2 separate regions of the Homo sapiens genome follow, and region 1 is linked to region 2. The links are chromatin loops, found by intact Hi-C in ENCODE. Cell type or tissue: A673. All regions are shown on one strand. Region 1 overlaps MCU (mitochondrial calcium uniporter). Region 2 overlaps MCU (mitochondrial calcium uniporter).

Evidence for each region. Peaks named below come from ENCODE experiments on the same cell type or tissue, not always from the same donor. Only the 100,000 strongest peaks of a DNase experiment are listed, where the experiment ranks them.
Region 1: a loop joins it to region 2, with 2.9 times the contacts of the local background. A loop is called at or near these places in 1 of 110 quality-filtered maps.

What each region holds. Positions count from the first base shown.
Region 1 is chr10:72,711,385-72,713,884 of GRCh38, forward strand. The region is part of intron 1 of MCU (mitochondrial calcium uniporter); the gene reads left to right. Among named protein-coding and RNA genes, the nearest start is that of MIR4676, 8.4 kb to the right of the region's middle. In A673, no CTCF peak of the experiment used is centred here; no DNase peak of the experiment used is centred here.
Region 2 is chr10:72,771,303-72,773,802 of GRCh38, forward strand. All of the region lies in intron 1 of MCU (mitochondrial calcium uniporter), which reads left to right. Among named protein-coding and RNA genes, the nearest start is that of MIR4676, 52 kb to the left of the region's middle. In A673, no CTCF peak of the experiment used is centred here; a DNase peak (open chromatin) is centred at 969; H3K27ac peaks cover 513 bases.

The DNA of each region.
Region 1 (2,500 bases), 60 kb before region 2:
TAATTTTTGTATTTTCAGTAGACATGAGGTTTTGCCATGTTGGCCAGGCTAGTCTTGAACTCCTGACCTCAAGTGATCTGCCTGCCTCGGCCTTCCAAAGTGCTGTGATTACAGGCATGAGCCACTACGCCTGGCCTTTTTTTTTTTTTCCCTCTTAATACTTAAAAAAAAAAAAATTAGGCCAGCACAGTGGCTCATACTTATAATACCAGCACTTTGGGAGGCTGAGGTGGGAGGATTGCTTGAGGCCAGTAGTTTGAGGTTACACTGAGCTATAATTGGGCCATTGCACTCCAGCCTGGGGATAGAGCAAGACTGTGTTTCTTTTTTTTTTTTTTTTTTTTTGAGACAGAGTCTCACTCTGTCCCCCAGGCTGGAGTGCAGTGGCACAATCTCCATTCACTGTAAGCTCCATCTCCCGGGTTCACGTCATTCTCCTGCCTCTGCCTCCCGAGTAGCTGGGACTACAGGCGCCCACCACCACTCCCAGCTAATTTTCTGTATTTTTTAGTAGAGACAGGGTTTCACCGTGTTAGCCAGGATGGTCTCGATCTCCTGACCTCGTGATCCGCCTGCCTTGGCCCCCCAAAGTGTTGGGATTACAGGCATGAGCCACCGCACCCTGCCCAAGACTGTGTTTCTTAAAAAAAAAAACCCAAAAAACAAAAAAAAACTTATTTAGTTGATACATGTGGTTCTGGTTCATTCATTTTTAACTACTTTGGCGTTTCTGTCTCTATTTCATATATTTAAACCTCTGTTAACTGACAGACTTTTTGCTGAATATTCTGGGGGACAGGAAAAAGGAATTTATTATGTCATTTTTAAAGTTAGACTAGGAATGCTGTTTTGACTTTCAAAACCAGTTTTCCTTTTTTGGTGTGGAATGTCCTCGTTTATCATATTCCTGGGAAAATCCTTTGTACTTCCTGAGAGAAGGCAGAGAAGAAGAATGTTTTATTACATAGATGAACATGTCTTGTACAAGATACAGAGCAGCATCTGCCACAAAACAGTGAGCTCGTGGGGGATTGAGCTGCTGCAACAAAAGCCTGGGTTACTAAAATTCTCAGATATTTCAAGTGCAGACAAGCTGTGGGTGGAAATTTGTTGGCATTAATTCATTGTTTCTTTTCTGTGTGTTTGGAATTATCTGCAATTTGGGTACTATCTGCTTTATTTTGTAAAAGGAGATGCGCCTTTTATGGTAAAAAGGCTGTTCTTGAATTGTGTCGTGGTTTTATGGGGCAAGCAAAAGAAAAGTAAGGTCTAGAAATGAGGGGACATACTTTTTGAGACAGGTAGTTGGTGTGAAATAAATATTTGTTTTAATAATAATTCTGTACATATTAGTCAATGTATATTCTTACTTTGAAGTCATTGTTTTAAAAAGACAATCTCTGATAAAATTTTATCTTCTCAATTTCATGCTGTTGTCTTTCATTTCCAACACTCTTGATAATGGTTTGAACATTTTTGCAGAGTACACAGGGCAGAGCTTCATTCAGGTTGTCCCTCCAAATGATTTGCTGTAGTGCATTAACCAGAAATGCTGAGGCAGCAAGGGAAACACTAATAAATTGGATGGTTTCCAGGGACTGTCGCTACGGCAAGCAAACACAAGCCAAAATTAAAATGTTAGTTAGGCACCCAAGATATAAGTCTGGCCAGATATGCTATTAACAGTGAATCTTCCATTCTCATTAAATTATTTGAGATCTGTACAATTTGAAGATTGTTACAAATGGTGACCAATTTTAAGCATATTTTAATTAGGGGTGGTATAATAGTCTTTTGGCTAAAACTTAATTAGAATGAAAAAATACTTTTGCCTTTTTTATTTGATAGATTCCAGTGCCTCAGGAATGAACCTCCAGTAATGGGAGAGTTTTTTTTGTTTTGTTTTGTTTTTGAGACGAAGTCTCACTCTTGTTCTCTAGGCTGGAATGCAGTGGCGCAATCTCGGCTCACTGCAACCTCCACCTCCCAGGTTCAAGTGATTCTCCTGCCTCAGCCTCCCGAGTAGCTGGGATTACAGGTGCCTGCCACCAGGCCCGGCTAGTTTTAGTATTTTTAGTAGAGATGGGACTTCACCATGTTGGCCAGGCTGGTCTTGAACTCCTGACCTCAGGTGATCTGCCCGCCTCGCTAGTGCTGGTTTTCTTGCTAACTACACAAATTATACTTCTGTAGTAATTTTCACAAATTATTTTACCGTGAAAAGTATAGGTATGGGGAGAGGAGATAGTGGTATGTGAAAGGGCCTTTTGTATTTTTCTTGTTTTGGAATGATTTCCAATCATTTTCAAACAGAACCTCTAAACCAAAGAGTTTGTGTGGCTTGGCAAATGAACCAGAATTTTTTTTAATTTAGTACTTCAAGGTTTCTAAATTTTGTAAACTTGTTTCTGAAACTAGTGAAAGCCTGAAACTAGTGGATGGCCTAAGACTTTTTTAATTTAAAAAATGTTTCTTATTTCTTCATTGTTTGTTAGGGTTC
Region 2 (2,500 bases):
ATTCCTGTGTTAGTTTGCTAAGAATGATGGTTTCCAGCTCTATCCATGTCCCTGTAAAGGACACAAACTCATCCTTTTTTATGGCTGCATAGTATTCCATGGTGTATATGTGCACATTTTCTTCAACCAGTCCATCATTGATGGGCATTTGGGTTCACTCCAAGTCTGTGTTATTGTGAATAGTGCTGAAATAAACATAGATGTACATGTGTCTTTATAGTAGACTGATTTATAATCTGCCTTCATTTTTAAAGTCCACTTTGCTGAATATAAGATTTTTGGTGGACACCTTTTTTGTTGTTTCAACACTTAGAATGTCATCCCAGTGCCTTGGAAGCTTCATTTTTTATTTTTATGTTTTAAAATTTCACTTTAAGTTCTGGGATATGAGTGCAGAATGTGCAGGTTTGTTACATAAGCATACGTGTGCCATGGTGGTTTGCTGCACCTATCTACCTATCGTCTAGGTTTTAAGCCTTGCATTCATTAGCTATTTGTCCTAATGCTCTCCCTCCCCTTGCCCTCCTCCCCACTACTGGCCCCAGTAGGGCCACAGAGAAGTGAAAAATTTTAAGCAGACAGTAGGAGAATCAGACTTCCACATCTTCATTGCCCCACCACCCCATTCTACCCAGGACAAATAGTTTGTAAAATCTCCTTCCAACTCATGGCTTCTACACTGGAAACAGTGAGGCTGAGGTAGTCAGCGAACTTCCCCACCATCTTGGGTTCCCTGTCGGGAGACTTGTCCTTGCCTTAACCTGTGGGAAGCACAGTGACTGCCTGAAGGGAGAAAATGCCTGAGGACAGGCAGAGACAAAGTGGGGAGGTGGGACTACCATCCTCAGCCCTGAAAACTGCTCTGTTACTCAGTCAAAGGAAATGCCAAATCATAGTGGCTGTTCAGCAGCACCATGCTGTAGGAGGTATGTTCCATAAGTCCCATGGGCACAAACTCCTAGCCAGCCTTGACACACTGCTGGGATAATCCCTTTGGGACCTCCCCTATTCAGATTAGGCAGTGGTTTGATCATTTCCTAGAGCTGAAAAGGAGGCAGTGACTTAGCAATATTGATTCACTAAGCAGATACATCTAATAAAAATCAAAACAAGGCTGGGTGCAGTGGCTCACGCCTGCAATCCCAGCACTTTGGGAGGTCAAGGTGGGCAGATTGCTTGAGGCCAGCAGTTCAAGACCAGCCTGGCCAGCATGGCAAAACCCTGTCTTTACTAAAAACACAGAAATTAGCTGGGCGTGGTTCTGCACACCTGTAATCCCAGCTACTCAGGAGCCTGAGGCACGAGAATTGCTTGAACCTGGGAGGCAGAGGTTGCAATGAGCTGAGATCGTGCCACTGCACTCCAGCCTGGTGGGTGACAGAGTGAGACTCTGTCTCAAAACAAAACAAAATCAAAACAAGCCAGATAGAAAAAACCAAAATAACAAATCCTTCAAAGACATAGAAGGTATACCCATAAGAAACAACAGGAAATCATGACCTTCCCAAAAGGACAAAGCAAAAATCCAGTGACTGACCCTAACAAGATGGCAGTTTGTGAGCTTTCTGATTAAGAATTCAAAATAGCAGGTTTTGTTTGTTTGTTTGTTTGTTTTGAGACACGGTCTTTCCTTGTCACTAGGCTGGAGTGCAGTGGCACGACCGTGGCTCACTGTAGCCTCAACCTCCCAGGCTCAGGCAATCCTCTCACCTCAGCTTCCTTAGTAGGCGGGACTACAGGAACATGCCACAACACCTGGCTAATTTTTGAATATTTTGTAGAGATGGTCCCACCATGTTGGCCAGGCTGGTCTTGAATTCCTGGGCTCAAGTGTTCCTCCTACCTTAGCCTTTCAAAGTGCTGGGATTATAGGCATGAGCCACCATACCTGGCACAAAATAGCAATTTTAAGGAAACTGAGTGATCTCCAAAATAACAAAGAAAAGCAGTTCAGAAATTTATCAGAGAAATTTAACAAAGAGATTGAAATAATTAAAGAAAAAACCCACAGAAATCTTGGAAATGAAAAACACATTTGCTTAACTGAAAAAACTCTGTGGAGGCTCTCAATGGCAGAATGGATCAAGCAGAGAAAATAGTGAACTTGAAGATGGGCTATTTGAAAATATACAGTCAGTGCAGAACAAAGAATGAAAAGGAACAAAGACTGTATATAAGATATAGAAAATTACCTCAAAAGGCAAAATTTAAGACTTACTGGTGTTCAAGAGGGAGCTGAGCAAGAGGAAAGATAGAAAGCTTATTCATAGAAATAATAACAGGTAATTTTTTAAAACTTGAAAAAGATAGAAATATCCAGGCACAGGAAAGTCTGTGCCAAACAGATTAAACCCAGATGAAACTACCTCAAGGCATATAATAAACTCTCAAAAGTTAAGAACAGAAAGAGGATCCTAAAAGCAGCAAAGAAAAGAAGCAGATAACATATAAAGGAACTCCAATTGGTCTGGCAACAGACTTCTCAGTGGAAACCATATAG